2 separate regions of the Mus musculus genome follow, and region 1 is linked to region 2. A link is a loop called in an ENCODE intact Hi-C map of the cell type or tissue named here. Cell type or tissue: heart. All regions are shown on one strand. Each heading gives the region's core, and the rest is flanking DNA. Links, peaks and the distances in the headings are about the cores only. Region 1 holds the start of Usp30 (ubiquitin specific peptidase 30). Region 2 holds the start of Ssh1 (slingshot protein phosphatase 1).

Evidence for each region. A loop is a pair of places that touch in the nucleus more often than their neighbours do. Peaks named below come from ENCODE experiments on the same cell type or tissue, not always from the same donor. Only the 100,000 strongest peaks of a DNase experiment are listed, where the experiment ranks them.
Region 1: a loop joins it to region 2, with 2.2 times the contacts of the local background. A loop is called at or near these places in 3 of 42 quality-filtered maps.

The regions. Positions count from the first base shown.
Region 1 is chr5:114,096,789-114,104,793 of GRCm38, forward strand. It overlaps Usp30 (ubiquitin specific peptidase 30), which reads left to right and starts at 3,545. Exons shown (of 13, transcript NM_001033202.3): 1 at 3,545-3,727; 2 at 5,595-5,704; 3 at 6,856-7,038. The coding sequence starts at 3,645. In heart, for the core only: no CTCF peak of the experiment used is centred there; DNase peaks (open chromatin) are centred at 3,413 and 4,173; H3K4me3 peaks cover 1,930 bases; H3K27ac peaks cover 1,470 bases.
Region 2 is chr5:113,987,458-113,995,462 of GRCm38, forward strand. Ssh1 (slingshot protein phosphatase 1) reads right to left here and starts at 6,333. Exons shown (of 15, transcript NM_198109.5): 1 at 6,207-6,333; 2 at 2,189-2,229. The coding sequence starts at 6,275. Gm52825 (a long non-coding RNA gene) reads left to right here and starts at 2,365. Exons shown (of 3, transcript XR_003955978.1): 1 at 2,365-2,420; 2 at 2,557-2,810; 3 at 2,952-4,777. In heart, for the core only: a CTCF peak has its summit at 3,373 (motif pointing left); DNase peaks (open chromatin) are centred at 2,214, 3,934, 5,064 and 5,284; H3K4me3 peaks cover 898 bases; H3K27ac peaks cover 1,127 bases.

The DNA.
Region 1 (8,005 bases), core at 1,815-5,814, 110 kb after region 2:
GATCCTCTCACCTATGCACTACCCAAGTCCTCTCATCTCTGCTCTACACCAGATCCCCTCACCCCTGAGCTACACCAGATCCCCTCATCCCTGCTCTACACCAGATCCCCTCACCCCTGAGCTACACCAGATCCCCTCATCCCTGCTCTACACCAGATCCCCTCACCCCTGAGCTATACCAGATCCCCTCATCCCTGCTCTACACCAGATCTCCTCACCCCTGTTCTACACTAGTTCCCCTCATCTCTACACTACACCAGATCCTCTCACCCCTGCTCTACACCAGATCCCCTCACCCCTGAGCTACACCAGATCCCCTCACCCCTGTGCTACAGCACCTTTGGCAGCATGATTCCTAGCCACAGCTGAGTGGTTGAGGAGGTACACTTCTGTCCTCAAGGCATCTATTGCTCGGTTGGGGCTGGGATGCATGAAATTCTGGCTTCCATCCCCAGCACTGAATAACACTGGTTATGGTGGTGTGTGCCTAAAATCCCAGCAGTCAGGAAGACCAGGAATCCAAGTTGTTCTTGAGTTTAAGGCCCTGTCTCAGAAAATCATATACATGCATATATGATATAATATGTATGACACAATATGCAAACACTTGTTAGTAACTTCTTCTCAGTTATGGATTCAAATGCTGTTGAGTTATTATGTAACCCTATGATAATTATCTTGGCCAACTGGAAACACTCTTGAAGAGTCTCAGTAGGAACTGTCTATATCAGCTGGCCCTGTGTGTCTTTATTTTTATTTTTTGGTTGTTTGAGACAGGGTTTCTCTGAGCAGTCTGGGCTCTCCTGGGACTCCCTCTGTAGACCAGGCTGGTTTCAAGCTTAAAGATCCATCTGCCTCATCTCCCAAACTTAGAGATTCACCTAACTCTGCCTCCTGAGGGCAGAGATTAAAGGCATGCAGCACTGTGTATCTCAATTAATTTAATTGATATGGGAGACCAAGCCCACTGTGGGTGTTCACATTCTGTAGGCTGGGGCACCTGAACTGTGTCAGAGTAGAAAAGTTAACCTGTGCACCAAGCAAGCAAGGAAGCCTGTGAGCAGTCATATTATTGTTATTACTATTCTTATTAATATTAAAATTTCATCTTTATATTATAATCAATCATTTATCATCATCACTCTACTCTTGACTGTTGGTGTGCTGTGACTTAGTCCCTCAAGTTCTTGCCACTGTGGCTTCCCGACAACATAGAGTATAACTAGGAATTGTAAGCTAAAAGAAACCCCTTTGTTTCCTCAGTTGATTTGCCCAGATACTTTATCCCAGCAGCAGAACTAAAACCAGGACAGATTTCCACTGTACTCCCATGTGTGTTCTCAATGTAACCAGAAGCAAGAACCTGAGCACTTGTGCACTGATGCTTAAAAACAACACTAGTCACAGAAACCAAGAAGTGGGACCTGGGGTAGAGCTCAGCTGGGACAGTGAGCATCCAGCATTCCTGAAGCCTGAGGTTCCGGTTCCCAGGACCGAATGAAAAGTGGCTTTGATGGCACAAACCTTAAATCTCAGTATTCAGGAGGTGGAGGCGGGAGGTTCGGAATATCAAGATCGTCAAACCATGGCCATCAACAAAGAATGAAGTCTGATAGGAACTACACTTCAGATCCACCCTGAAAATGTTATGCTAAATGAAAAAAAGCCAGGCCCAAGGGCCAGATGCTAATGAATTCACACAGCACAGATGTTGAATCCATAAGGATAGAAGATGAAATAGACATCACGGAGAGAAAGAAACAAAAGATCCCTGTTTAATATGTGTGATTCCTGACTGGGGAATTTAAACGTTCTATAGGGAATGTCAGTACGTTGCTCACACTGCTGAGCTTCATACTTATAAACTGGGCCAGTGAGATAGGTCAGCAGGGAGTGGTGCTTGCTGCCAAACATGATAACCTGGGTTTGAACACGCATGGTGGAAGGAGAGAACAGAATTCCTGAGGCTGGTCTCTGACCTCCACATGCAAGTCATGACACATGCCTCCCCAATAATTTTTTAAATTGGCTAAAGATTGTAAGATGGTTCCGTTGCTGTGGAAAACAATCTAGAAGTGTCTAAAAAAAAAGAATTAGCATATAAATCTATAATCTCATTACTTGATATATATCTGGAAGGGCTGAAAACAAGACCAGAAAGAGAGGGTTATGTGCCCGAGTTTATTGCCAAGAAGTGGAAACAACCTGAATGTCCATTGAGACATGGACAGGAGAGAGAAACTAGTACTTACAATGGAATATTACTTTCCTGTAAAAAAAGACTTTATGCCAAGTGAGCTAAGACAGTCACCAAAGAACTCTGAGCGACTCCTGTCCTGAGACAGCCAACCTCAACCTCACAGGAATAGAAATAGAATGGAAATTACTAGAACAGAAGACAGGAAGGGGGAGTTACTCAACACACACAGTTCGGCTTTGAGAAGAGAAATGGTATAAAGATCTGCAGCACATACAGCAGCATGCCCACACAAGAGAGGAATCTAAAAATTCTAACACCTTTTTTATTGTATGTATGACAGAGGGAGATTTGCAGCTGATAAATATCTAGTTTGTTTCCATGTTTTGCTGTTTTAAAGAGTGAATTCACAAACATTTGTGTGGGACTGTTTAGGACTTTGTATAAACCTAATAGAAACAGATTTCTAAGACACTGCATTTTAATTTATTGCATTTGTGTGTCTGTGCACTTGTGTATGCATGTGTATATATGTGTGCACATGTGCATGCAAGTGTATGTGCATGTGTTTGCATGTATTTGTATGTATCTGTATGTTTATAGGTGTGTGTGTGTGCACGCGTGTATATGTGTGCTGTGTGCATGTGAATGCATGCATGTATGTGTATACGTGTATGGGTATATATACTGTGCATATGTGTGCGTATGTGTAGTGTGCATGTGTATATATATACGTGTGTGTGTGCGTGTGCATGTGTGCACATATGCATGTGTGTGTATTGTGAAGTGTGCATCTATGTATAAATGTGCATGCGTGTGTGCAGGTGTATGTGTGTGCATATACGAGTGTAAGTGCAGGCATATGCATGTGTATGTGTGCATGTGTTTGTGCGCGCGCGCGTGTGTGTGTGTTGCGCACCACAGCACACATAGGAAGGTCCTGATAACTTTGGTTCTCTTCTACTGTATGGTTCTGGGCACTGAACTCAGGGTGTGAGATTTGGGGGCAGCTGTTTTTACCTACAGAGCCATCTTGCTAACCCCACATTTTAAAAAATCAAAGCTAGAGCCATCTATTTTTAAATTTTCCAGTTTAATAACAGCCTTTCCACATGAACCAAGCTCCGTCCTGGAGGCGGAGCAAATGCGAAGGCTCATAGCTTCCGAAGTGGTCCCCGGGCCCCGGGAAACCTCCCTTAGCAACGAATCAGGCTGCGGTTGCTAGGAGCAAAGGAACCGGGGAGGGGTCGTCCGTTCACTATTTCAGTCCGGTGTGACTAACTTCCGGTCCGTCCTCCTGGCTTCTTCCCCCCTCCGCCGAAGCGGGGTCGCCACCGCGGGTTCCTCCACTTTGCGAGCCTCCTGTCTTGGGCTCCTCATTCCGCTGCGGCGGGCGGGCGAGCGGGGGGCGGCGGCGGCAGCGGTAGCGGCGGCGGCAGCGAGCGCGATGCTAAGTTCCCGGGCGCAGGCGGCGAGGACGGCGGCCGACAAGGCCCTGCAGCGCTTCCTGCGCACCGGGGCGGCCGTCAGGTGAGTGGGTGGGGGTGCGGGGTGGCGGTGGCGGCCGCAGGGCCTCCAGGCCTGCGCGGACCCGGCCGAGGCGGAGGCCGCGGCCCGGCGTCGCCTCCTCGTCCCTGCTGTGGCCGCGGCCTGCGACGCCCCGCAGCCCCTCGCGGTGACCCCAGACTCGGGCTCCGGGCACACAATCTGCACGCCGCTGCTCCCCCGCAGTTTGTCAGATGCCGGTCTCCCACCTCTGCCATGCTGGAGATTCTCACTTCTGCATCCCAAACCGCTCCGGTTCCCAAGCTTCCGAAGGCTCCCAGCCGCTGAGCTCCCCAGGCTGTGACAATTCCAGGCTCTTCGTTCCTGCTAGGACCCCCGTCTGCACCCCAGCCCGGTTGATCTTCCCAAGGCCTGGGGCCACACCCCCGTTGCTCACCCTGACTGCTGGGACCTGTTGCTTGGGTTGGCTACCTTGGATACCGGGGCAGGTCTAACAGCATCTTATCCGGCTCTGAAGCCCCCCACCCCGTGTTTATTCCGCCCAGCGGCCCTATTTTACCAGGTGGGAAGGAAGGCTTGATTGGGCCTTGCGGCCTAACAGCTGACCTGAGAGCAGGGCTGGTGGCCAGCTTAATCTCACCCTCAGGCTCACGTACCGTCTTCATGGTACGGTTCTGCAGAAGAACTAGTCAATCAACACCATGCCTCGGTTTCCCTCGTTGAGTGTGTGCCGAGCAGGTGTGCTGTAACTGGCCCCCTCCTTCTCCCGCTGACTGCTTTTTAAGCCAAGGTCTGTGCACATTCTATGGACTCACCCTGGAAGAACAAAAAGATTTGAAACTGGTAATTAGCTGTGACATCGGAGAATGCTGGCCGTTGTCTGACGATTGCTGTTGTCACTAGTGATCCTTTTCAGGGAGTGTTTATTCAGCTGAGACCAATATTCATGCAGGCAGAATTAGGGGGACAGATCTTAGTGGTAGAGCATTTGTCTGTCCTGCATAAGGCCCTAGCTAGGGTCAGTCCCTGGTACCAGGGGAGGTGATCAACTTCATATAGTCCAAGCATTAGGTAAGAACGTATTACACACATGTCCACATGCAACATATATGTGGGTACATGTTACACACACGTTGCACGTATGTGTGGGTTGCCTTACTTGGAGATACAGAACTTTGTATAAAATTGTGTTTTGAATTACTGCTGCAGTTTTCTTAATTGTGGGAAAAAAGAATAGTGTCCACCTTCAAGTCTAGCCTGGAACGAAGAAATCTTTAATCGTATGAACATATAGATGTCCTCTTGTGGTATTGTTTCGTATTCTCAAAGAGAAATCCATTTTTAAAGCCAGGCCTGGTGCCACCGCTCTGTCACGAATTGCTCATGAGCCAGGAGGACTCTTGAGTTCAGAGCCAGCCTGAGCAACAACAACAACAACAACAACAAAACCCTAATTAAGTAAATAGGGAGAGCTTGGGGAGATGGTTCAGGTGTTCGACTGCCTATTGCATAAGCAACAAATGTGAAAACCAGAGTTGAGGTCACCAGAAGCCATGCGAGCACCAGGTGGCCTGGCATATTTCCTGCATCGGGAGGGAAGAAGCATGAGAGAGTGATGAGCTGTGCCAATGAGCTCTGGGCTCCCCACCCGAATGAACAAGCTACAGAGTGGTGACAAGGACTCCCAGTGTCCCTCCCCCTCCCCCATTTTCTAGTTAAGTGCTCAAGTATCCCAAATTCCAAGGCAAGGTCTTATTGGTACATATTACCTTAGATTTCAAGCTTGCTGGTTGGAGGGCTTATTTTGATGTAACATGTCACCTTCCTGCCACTGTCTGTACCAGCCTGCTGTTGGGAGACAGAGTGACAGTCCACGTCTTCTCCTTTTCAGATACAAAGTCATGAAGAACTGGGGAGTGATCGGTGGGATTGCCGCTGCCCTGGCAGCAGGGATCTATGTTATTTGGGGTCCCATTACAGAGAGGAAGAAGCGGAGAAAAGGTAGGGATGGGGCCCTGCATCGAGGTCTTGGGTTTGACTTGAGCCTCTCTTGTCTGTTTGAGTGGTTGGCCCTCTTAGCTTTAAAGCGAGGACCATGGTCTACGAAGTAGAACTCCCCACCCTGTGGTGGGAAGGCTCTGTTTTTTTGTTTTTTTTGAGACAGGGTTTCCCTGTGTAGCCCTGGCTGTCCTGGAACTCACTCTGTAAACCAGGCTGGCCTCAAACTCAGAAATTCATCTGCCTCTGCTTCCCAGCTTACATGTGAGTTTAAGACATGCTTTGTGCTGGCCCAGTGGCTCATGCCTCTAACTCCAGCACTTGGGATGCTGGAATAAGAGGATGCTATGAATTTGAATCCAGCCTGTGCTTTATACAGCAAGTACCAGGCCAGAGTGTGACATAGGCAAGACCCCATCCCGAGGAGGGGGGTGAAAAAAGGCAGGCCATTGTGTTTCAAGTGGCTCAATTGTTGTTACTAGTGTGTGGTTATGTTTCAGTCCTGCAGCTGACTGATTACATCACAGCAGTGGTTTCTCTGAGAGACAGGAGGGAAGGAGGGAGTGGGAGAGGGGAGCTGAGGGGATGGTCATAGAGAAGTTCCCTGCATGTTTTCATGAGCACTCTTATGTTAAAGAGTTTCTAAACAAGGCCTGGTGGCCAGCCTGGGCTCTGTGTACTGAGCTCATGAGTTTTGGCAGAAGAGGAAATGAGGGCATCTTGTGAGCCAGTCAGTGCTGCTATCTCTGCAGGCAGACTGACCAGTGTCTTTCTCAGTTGCCGTGGGAAGAACAAAAGCACTGTCCCGGGAGGCAGTACAGTTGCCAGCTATTGTAGGGCACTGCTCTCTAACTAAAGGAGAGAGCGTCCAGGAGCGCATGAGGCAAGGAGGAAGGCATGGCTGCTGCTGCCGCTGCCGCTTTTATCCGTTTCGTATCTGCGCCGGGCACCTGGAAGGGTTTCAGAGAGAACACAAGACAGAGGCCCACACTGCGGCTCAGTCTACAGCATAGCATGTCCCGTGCCCAGGCTCGCTCAGGGTGAAATCCCGACTGAGGGCTCCATGCATAGATGCCGGGTCCCAGAAGCGTGAGGAAGAGGAAGGAAGGTCTCCCCAGTGATGCATTGTCCTCTTCCTCCCGCGCCCTCCCTAGGGCTTGTGCCTGGCCTTGTCAATCTGGGGAATACCTGCTTCATGAACTCGCTGCTGCAGGGCCTGTCTGCCTGCCCTGCGTTTGTCAAGTGGCTGGAAGAGTTTACCACCCAGTACTCCAGGGACCAGCAGGGGCCACACACTCACCAGTGCCTGTCCTTAACACTGCTGAACCTCCTGAAAGGTACTGGGGACCTGAGGGAACGACCATTTTCAGTGTCTAGCTGACAGAATAAGAGGCTTAGGGGAGCCACTTTGTAGGAAAAGACGTTGTGGGGGAGGGGTGTGCACTGAGAACCTAAGAGACAGCATCAGATTGGGAAAACAGTTGTATTTGTTGTGTGTGCACGCAGCACACATAGGGAGCTCAGGACAACGTTGGTTCTCATCTACTGTCTGGTCCTGGGGACTGAACTCGGGCTGTGAGGTTTGGGGGCTGGTGCCTTTACCTACAGAGCCTGCTCACCAGCCCTACTTTAAAAAAAAATTAAAAATGGAACTATCTATTAAAAAAAAAAACAACTTTCAGTTTAATAGGGGGTGGGGAGGGGAAGGGAGGAAGGGGGAAGGGGAGGGGAGAGGAGGGGAGGGGATAGCTTGACCTCTCCTGAAGGTACTTTAGCAGCATTCAGTGAGCCCGTGCAATGTGGTCAGGTCTGCCAGGCCTGCTAATCTCACTGCCACAGTTAGTGTCTGGGAAAAGATGTGGGCACTTTTTTTTTTTAATTTTTAAAAGATTAATTAATTTAGTCATTTTATGTGTGTGAATACACTGTGGTTATCTTCAGACACACCAGAAGAGGGCGTCAGATCCCATTACAGTTGGTTGTAAGCCACTGTGTGGGTGCTAGGAATTGAACTCAGGACCTCTGGAAGATCAGTCAGTGCTCTTAACCACTAAGTCATTTCCCTAGTGCTGGGATTCATTTTTTATTCATGTGTATGTGAGTCTGTGTGACCCTTCCTTTATCTCCCACTTGAGCAGCACTGAGCTGTGCTCCTGCACTGTGGTCAGAATGGCAGTCGCAGTCTGTGGCCAGTGGGTTCCCTGTTGTTTTGTTTGTTTTTGTTTTGTTGTTGTTGTTTTGTTTTGAGACAAGTCTCACTGTGTAACTCTGGCTGTCCTGGAGTTCACTCTGTAGACCAGGCTG
Region 2 (8,005 bases), core at 1,409-5,408:
TGTTGTATTTATTCTGATGTTAATTCTGCTTCCCCAAAGAACAGTCCCTCTTGAGGAAGCAGATCTAACCCTGATCATATTCATGTGATCTCATGTGAATTTTCTTGCCATTCTAGCTACTCAATAAAAGCTAGACCCTATGATTGGGCAGTGGAAGGGAAAGGTGCAACAAGAGGTTCTGGAGAGTGATGGGAGAGAGTACAGGAAGAGGAGGAAGCCATGATGGAGCAGAACCATGTGTCCAGGAGAAACCACAAGTAGGGAAGGGTCTTATAGCTGGGGAATAAGTTAGTAGTTAGATCTGCCCAGTCTAGGCATATAGCTAGACTTCAGATGGGCAAAGAGAAGGAGGTCTGAATTTTTGGCAAAAAAAAAAAAAAAAGTCCAGATGACTTTGGTGTCCCCTACAGTAACTGGTGACTAATATCTTTTTTTGTTGTTGTTTTTCAAGAAAGGATTTCTCTTATGGCCCTGGCTGTCCTGGAACTCACGGAACTCACTCTGTAGACCAGGCTGGCCTCAAATTCAGAAATCTATCTGCCTCCAAGTACCAGGATCAAAGGCGTTTGCCACCACACCCACTTGGTGACTACATCTTATGGGAATTTTACAAAATGTATTATCATTTCATGTTTCTAGGGATTTTGCCTGCATTTATCTCTATGTACCTATGCACACATGATGACCAAGGCCAAAAGAAGGTGTCAGGTCATATAAACTAGAGTTACGAGTGGTCGTGAGCCACCACACTGGTGCTGGGAACCAAACTCAGGTCCTCTGCAAGAGCAGCCAGTGTTCTTAACTACTGAGCCATTTCCAGCCCTTAAGAACTGTCTCAGTAGGGAACTGCAACCCTATAGGTGGAACAACAATATGAACTAAGCAGTACCCCGGAGCTCTTGTCTCTAGCTGCATATGTATCAAAAGATGGCCTAGTCGGCCATCACTGCAAAGAGAGGCCCATTGGACTTGCAAAGTTTATATGCCCCAATACAGGGGAACGCCAGGGCCAAAAAGGGGGAGTGGGTGGGTAGGGGAGTGGGGGTGGGTGGGTATGGGGGACTTTTGGTATAGCATTGGAAATGTAAATGAGCTAAATACCTAATAAAAAATGGAAAAAAAAAACTGTCTCAGTGAGCTCGGCTACCAATCAATCCCAATCTCACACGACACTTTTAATCCCAGCACTCACTCAGGAGGCAGAGGCAGATGGACCACTGAGTTCAAGGCCAGCCAGGTCTACAGTGAGTTCTAGGACAGTCAGGGCTACACAGAGAGACCTCATTTTGAAAAAAAAAAAAAAAAAAAAAAAAGCAAGCAAAAAGAAGTGATGTTCTGACTTCAAAAGTAGCAGCTTGTCCAAAGCAGAATGAAAAAACAGAGGGCATAGTACAATGATTGTTAAACACAGACAGGAACTTCTGCAAGAAAATATATCAGGGGCGACGAGAGGGCTGAGCGGGCATAGGACCTTGCTGCCAAGCCTGAGGACCTGAGTTCAATCCAAGGGACCCACATGAAGAAATGAATGCTCCAAACTGTTCTCTGATACACACACACAGACACACACAGACACAGACACGCTCACACACATGTAACAACAACAAAGGAAATGAAGGGCACAGAAAAAATACAGTTATTTGCCTCCTTTTGCAAATGACATCCCATATCAAGGCAGTTACAGGCTGCTGGTGTTTAGTGGTAGAGCCTTTGCTTAGCCTGCTTGAGACCCTGTGTGTGCTCAGCAGTTCTTCCTCCCCCTAAGCAGGGAGTAGCCAAGCACATACGATTTTTACTTAATTGTTCATTTACTGTGGTGCTGCGGATGGACCCAGAGCCTTGTACGTGATGGGCAAAGGACACATCCCAGGTTTTTTGTTTGTTTACTATGTAGTCCAAGCTGGCCTTAAAACTGCAACCCTGCCTCATCAGCTCCTAGAATCACAGGTATGTACTACAACCAGTAATCTCTACAGTAGTATTTCACCACGGAGCTTGGGCTGGCCCGGAACGTGCTATGTAGAGCAGGCTGGCCTCGAACTCAAAGAGATCCAAATCCCTTCTGGTAAGATTACGAGCTTGTAGCTTGGGCTTCCATGAAGACACGGTTATAAAACCATTTTTCAACCGTACAACAGTGCTCTTCACCTACTTCCCGGACCTAAGGACAAACGCCAAGTGGACTTACCTGAGGTTCAATTTCCGTTCTTCATCGCTGCCAGCCTCCAACTACAGGGAAAGAGAGAGAAAGTGTGTGACCTCACAGCCGCCACTATTAGCTCTGACAGCAGACTCCCCGGTGCCCGGCAAAGATAAAGGCATCCAGGAAGGAGGCTGCCGTGTTCGAGACACACCCCCTGCCCTCTCCATGCCAACCTGATGTGTTGTTCCTCTGAGTCACTCTCGCTCCACATTTTCAGGTTTCCTAATGTTTATCCCTATTTCTGTCTCAGCCGCCTGAGCCGAGCCCCATGGGCTCTGTTTCCCAAGGCTCTTTCAAGCCCTAGACTAGACAACACACTGACTCTGAGTCTTATTCTGGTTTTGTTTTTACAGGAAACGGGATTACCGTCTTAAGAAAACCTATTTCTTTGTGGAGCCAGGCACACCAGCAAGCCCGAGGAATACCACTGAAAAACTCCATCCCAAAGAAGGTCCACACACCTGTCACCCTGGCTACTTAACAGGCTAAGGCAGGGGAACCGTTTGCCCCAGGGATCTGAGAGCAGCCCAGATAACACAGCAAGCGGGCATGTCCAAAACCAAACTGAAACGAAAAGCCACGCCAGACAAGACTTCGGCCATGGAAGGTATCCGGGCATTGAATTCTAAATATCTTAACCCCATCACTACTTACTCCCCTCCCCACCTCTCCTTTCTGGGCAAAAACACAAAATGAGAAGAAAACACAAGGTGGTCCAGGAGGAGTTGGCGTGTTTTTTTTTTTAAAGCACCCACTGTGTGGAAGAGAACATCAGAGCAGTGTGACAGCCAGGACAGACACAAGACTGACTGGGGACCAGCCAGCCAGCCAGAGGTCAAGGGCAGCAGGAACTGGATCCAGAGCTAAGGTAGGAAGGGAACTGGGCAGTATGGGATATACATCAAGAGGAGACCATTTCCACCAAGAATGAGTATTCCATAAGGTGTCCCCCTTATATGAAGAGTCTATGTACAACTTTATAGATGTACACACTGGGAATGGACCGCGTTGGCTCCTGGGCTGTAAAGGAGAAGGGAAAAACCAGGGCAGGCCCCCCACACATTGCAGCACTAGACAGAAGCAAACAGCAGCAGCGGATCACCACATGTAAGGACTCCTTCAATAAGGGCCACTGGGGCATTTTTTTGGAGGGTGCTACTGGCATCTAGTGGGCGGAGCAAGAGGATGCTGCTGAAGGAGAAGCCTCCACCTCTGAGTCTCAGGGTCAGCAGCGAGGCTGAGAAGCCCTGGTCCCAAGTGCCTGGAGACTAGCCTGTGCCCATGAAAAACAGACCTTGCACATTGGTCCAAAACAATGTTGCTATACACCTAGGGGAAACAGTTTATGTATCTCTTTCTCAGCTCCCCTTGATCTCACAAAGGAATTCAATAAGGTCAACAGGAAAAGGACAAATACGAGATAATTAAAGATCCAGAAAGTATGGGGAGGTGATGGGGGACAAAAGTAAGAGGACAAGATTGCTGTGGGACCAAGAGCTGTGATTTCCCTTGGTTTCCCAGGCTTCACTGCTAACCTAGCTCTGTCAGGAAACCGCTGTCTCCCTGACTCATAAAAGAAGTGGCATTTGGATAACAGACTGGGGGAAAGAGGACACGGGCTCCGCAGCCATTGACTTCTTAGTCACCATCTGAGGTTTTCCACTGAAAGGTGATGTAAGGTCAGGAATGCCAGAGAAGCAGAGAGAGACGGCATCATCCCCAAAGAAACAATCCAGGCCCATCCGAAGATCTGACTTGGAGAGAGAGAGGAAGCCAAGTGGGAAAAGGATGGGCGGGAGGCACAGCCAATCGGGATTCCAGTCTCCCAGCACAGGGAGCACCTGCTGTCTACTCTCTCTGCCTTGCTCCTGACCTGGGCACATCGGGAAGGCAGCTTAGCCATCCCAGGAACATCCCAGGTGACAAAGGCATGCTCAAGTTAAAGAAAAGCCATCTGGGATTTTAGGGTTTGTGTGTACTTGCAGGTGTGACTGGTATGTGTTCACATGTGCATGTGTGTGTGTATGTGGCTGCTGGCGATGTCATTGTCTTCCATATTGAGTCAGGGTCTCGCTCACCTTGCCCATTCTTAATTTCACTAGCCTGGCCATGCAGCCTGTACTAGGGGTTTCCTGCCTCCACCTTCCACATTCCTAGGATGTAAAAGTCAAGAGGGCTCTGGGCCTCCTCACACTTTAAACATTGGCTTTCTTCTGGGCTTTCTCTTCTGTTAATTGGTCATTGGGAGATCATCATATAATGATTTAAAATGGAGGCTGGAAGGGGGCTGCAGAAGAGAGCTCCGCAGTTAAAAGCATTTGCTGCTCTTCCAGAGGACCTAAAAGCAGATGCCCAGATCCACAACCTGCAGCTCACAAGCCCCCTGTAAGCCTAGCTCCACAGGATCCAACATCCTCTTCTGGTCTCCGTGGGCACCTGCATATGCCCAGAAGCAGACAGAGAGACAAACGCATGCACACACATGCATACACACCTTAATGTAATTTTTAAAATGTAGGTAGTGTGCGTAGTGCCAGGCACACACAAGGGTCTGGTTCAAACATTTAGTACTAAATAACATTAATAATAATAATAATAATAATAATAAAATGATTTTTAAAATGTCCTAATCAGTGTCCTGAAAAAAATTTACCCCCCATACAATGAATTCTTATAGAAAGGAAAGAAATGATTAGACCCAGTATGGGCAAACCTTGAGACCAGCACGCTTAGAGGGAGAAGCCAGACAGAGGCAACACTGCATATTTCCTGTTATATGAACTACAGCGTAGGCAAATGTAGAGAAGTAGGGGACGCCCCGGGGTGGGGGTGAAGCAAAGACAAGCGGTAACTGAGAAGGGCGGGGCGCTGAAGCTTCGGGACTGAGTGGCTGAGCGGGTGTGTCTACTAACGCTGACTTACATACTTCCAAAAGGTAAAGCCACAGGCTGTGAGTTACATCTCAACTAAAAAAAAAAAGATTAAAAGCCTAAAAATGTGTCTAATACAGGAACTGGAAGCGACCAAGTGTTAAATTCCCATAACATTATGGAAGTTGGCTAGAAATCCAGGCTGAGAGCCAGGTGTGGAAAGCTCTTCTGAACTGACAACATCTGAGACGCAGAGGCAGGGGGCCAGCCACAACTACATGATGAAGGAAGGAAGGAAGGAAGGAAGGAAGGAAGGAAGGAAGAGAATTTCGGCTGCAAAGGCCTGTACTGCCCCTCCCTGCTTCCCTATGCTCCTGTAGTTTCCTAGGAAGAACACAAGATAAAAGGCACTTTGTAAACTGTTGTAGGGGAACCGAGCTGTGTGGGAAGAGAGGCCTTACTACAATCTAACTTCTCAGTTGCCCTGCCTAATTGTGTGCAAAGAGGAGGCAACCAGAACCTTCTGCCTGCAGATAAAACTCATGAAAGAGTCTCAGACAGAAAGGGCCCTGGAGGCTTAACCTCACAGCCATTCTGCAAAGATGCCTGCCAGTCCCCGCAAGACGAGCCCAAAACGCACCAACACGGGCACGCAGGGGTGCTGAGCCAAGTCTCACGCAGACACACAACCCCGGGAGAGGGCCCAGATTCCAGCTGGCAACTTCCTGGGCCTGCGGGGCTAGCCCAGCACAGCGGGGCGTCCCCTGCAGCCGGCTGGGTCATCCGGGGTTTACTCCGAGGCCTTAAGCTCATCAGGGGAAGGGGGTGGGATGAGCCCGGCTGGGGTAGCACAGCCTGGGGCAGGCCGTCCTGAGGACCCGGACGCTCCGGTCCCCATCTACCCCGATTAAGCAGCATGAGCTCAGGCCCCGAGCGGAACCCGAGACCCTGCAGCCCAGAGCCGACCAGAGCCTTTCCTGGTGCCCTGCGATCTGGAAGCATCCCCCCCCGCCCCCCCACCTCCGCGACCCCAGCCCGGCGCATGCTCAGTCACCGGGACGCGGGGACGCCCGCACCCCAAGGGCGGACGCACCTCCGCCTCACACCTTGTGGGAGGGTGCGGCCGGGCTCACCTCGCTGTTGCTTGCGGAGGAAGACGCGGCGCTGGGCGTGGGAGAGCGCTGAAGGGTCACCAAGGCCATCGCGGCGCGGGCCCGGCCCGGGGCCTCCAGCAGCCGGCCGGGCAGCCGCGCCGGGCCCGCCCCTCGCTCCCTCCCTCTTCCCTCCTCCCTCCCGCAAACTCCCCACCCCCCACCCCCTTCCCCGGCTCCGGAGTCCGCCGGGCCCGCAGCGCTCGGGCAGTGATGCGCATGCGCCAGTGACCGGCCTGGGGCGGGCCCCGCCGCGCGGTCACGTCCACTCGCGCGCGCCCCCGCGCTGGCTGCAGCCGCCCGGCCTGGGCCCCTCCTCCGCCGCTAGACTCGCGGGCAGCGTAGGGAAACTGAGGCCTCCGAAGGCAAGGCCAGCAGAGCAAAGCTGCCCAGAGTTTGTAAAAGACTCACTCGTTTATTCTTTCAAGGAAAGTTACTCTGCTCATACAAAGTGCGGGGCCTCCCCCCACCCCACCCCACCCCCGGGACTGTGAAATCCGCTTGCAGAGTTGCTTTGCATAGGATTGGGGTGTAGCCCAGTAGCAGGGTGTCCCGCCGGCCTACTCAAGGTCCTGGATTCCAACGCCTGCACCACCAAGGGCTGATCTAATCTTCGAATTCCTTCTGGTGTCTAGAAACGCAGACTAGTGGGTGGCGAGAGGAAAGGCTTCTCGAAGGAGTAGTACTTGCTAGGAGGCAGGATTTCCGTGAGCTGGACTAACCCACGGAGGGAGAGAGAACTGTGGGCCGGCCAGAAGCTTGCCCGGGGACAGCAGTGGGGATAAGCGGGCGCGTTGCATTGGCTTTGGAAAGGTTGCCAGTGGGCCAGGGTGAGGGACCCCAGCAAGGCGGTACTGGGCAACTTGATAGAAACTTCTCTTTCACAGAGCCCCGACCCCTACTCTGGACCTCTTGTGGTACCCAAGCCTTGCTAATCACAAGTCTCCAGTCCCACTCCATCATCCTCAAAGCCCGAGAGGAAACCTGGCTCCTCCCTGCCTCTTCCACCGTCTTGAGGGTATCAACAGTCTCCATCCTCAAATAAGGATTGTCTTTCTTTTTAAATTTTTATTTATTATTATCTGTGTGTGTGTGTGATATGCGTATGAATACATGCATGAATCAAATTCAGGTCACTAGCCTTAGTGGCAAGGCTCCTTTATGTACCATGTAACCAACCCTTAAAGGGGATTTTCAGTGGGGTTACCCCGCAATGTAAGGAAGTTTCCAGTTGCTCGTATTTAACAGACGCTCCTGCTAAGTGCAAAGAGTCTCGGTTTTTAAAGATCTGAGAATGGCGCCATTAACTGCCCCCTATGTCGACACAAAGCATCCTCTGCATTTTCAGAAGGCAACTATGTCAAAACAGGACTGAGTATACTTTTTGTCTGTGAATTTGGTCCACAGTTTTTCAGCACTAAGTAAGACAGGTTTTGAATGGCAATACCCAGCAGGGCTCCCCTCTGTTTGGAGCTATTCTTTGGCTGATAGATGATCACGAGTGTTCCAGAATGCCAGCTTTGTGTGTGTGTGTGTGTATATCTGTGTATGTGTGTGGGTGTGCATGTGTGTATGAGTGTGTGTATATGTATGTGTATACATATATGTGTGAGTATGTGTGCATATGAGTGTGTGTATGTATGTGTGTGTGAGAACATATGCATGTCACAGTTTGACCACCTGCAGAGGTCAAGACATCTCTGCGGAGTCAGTTTTAAACTCATAAAGTTGTGGATGTCATCAATTAGAGCAGAGACGACCTTCTCAGCCCTCCGGGAGCA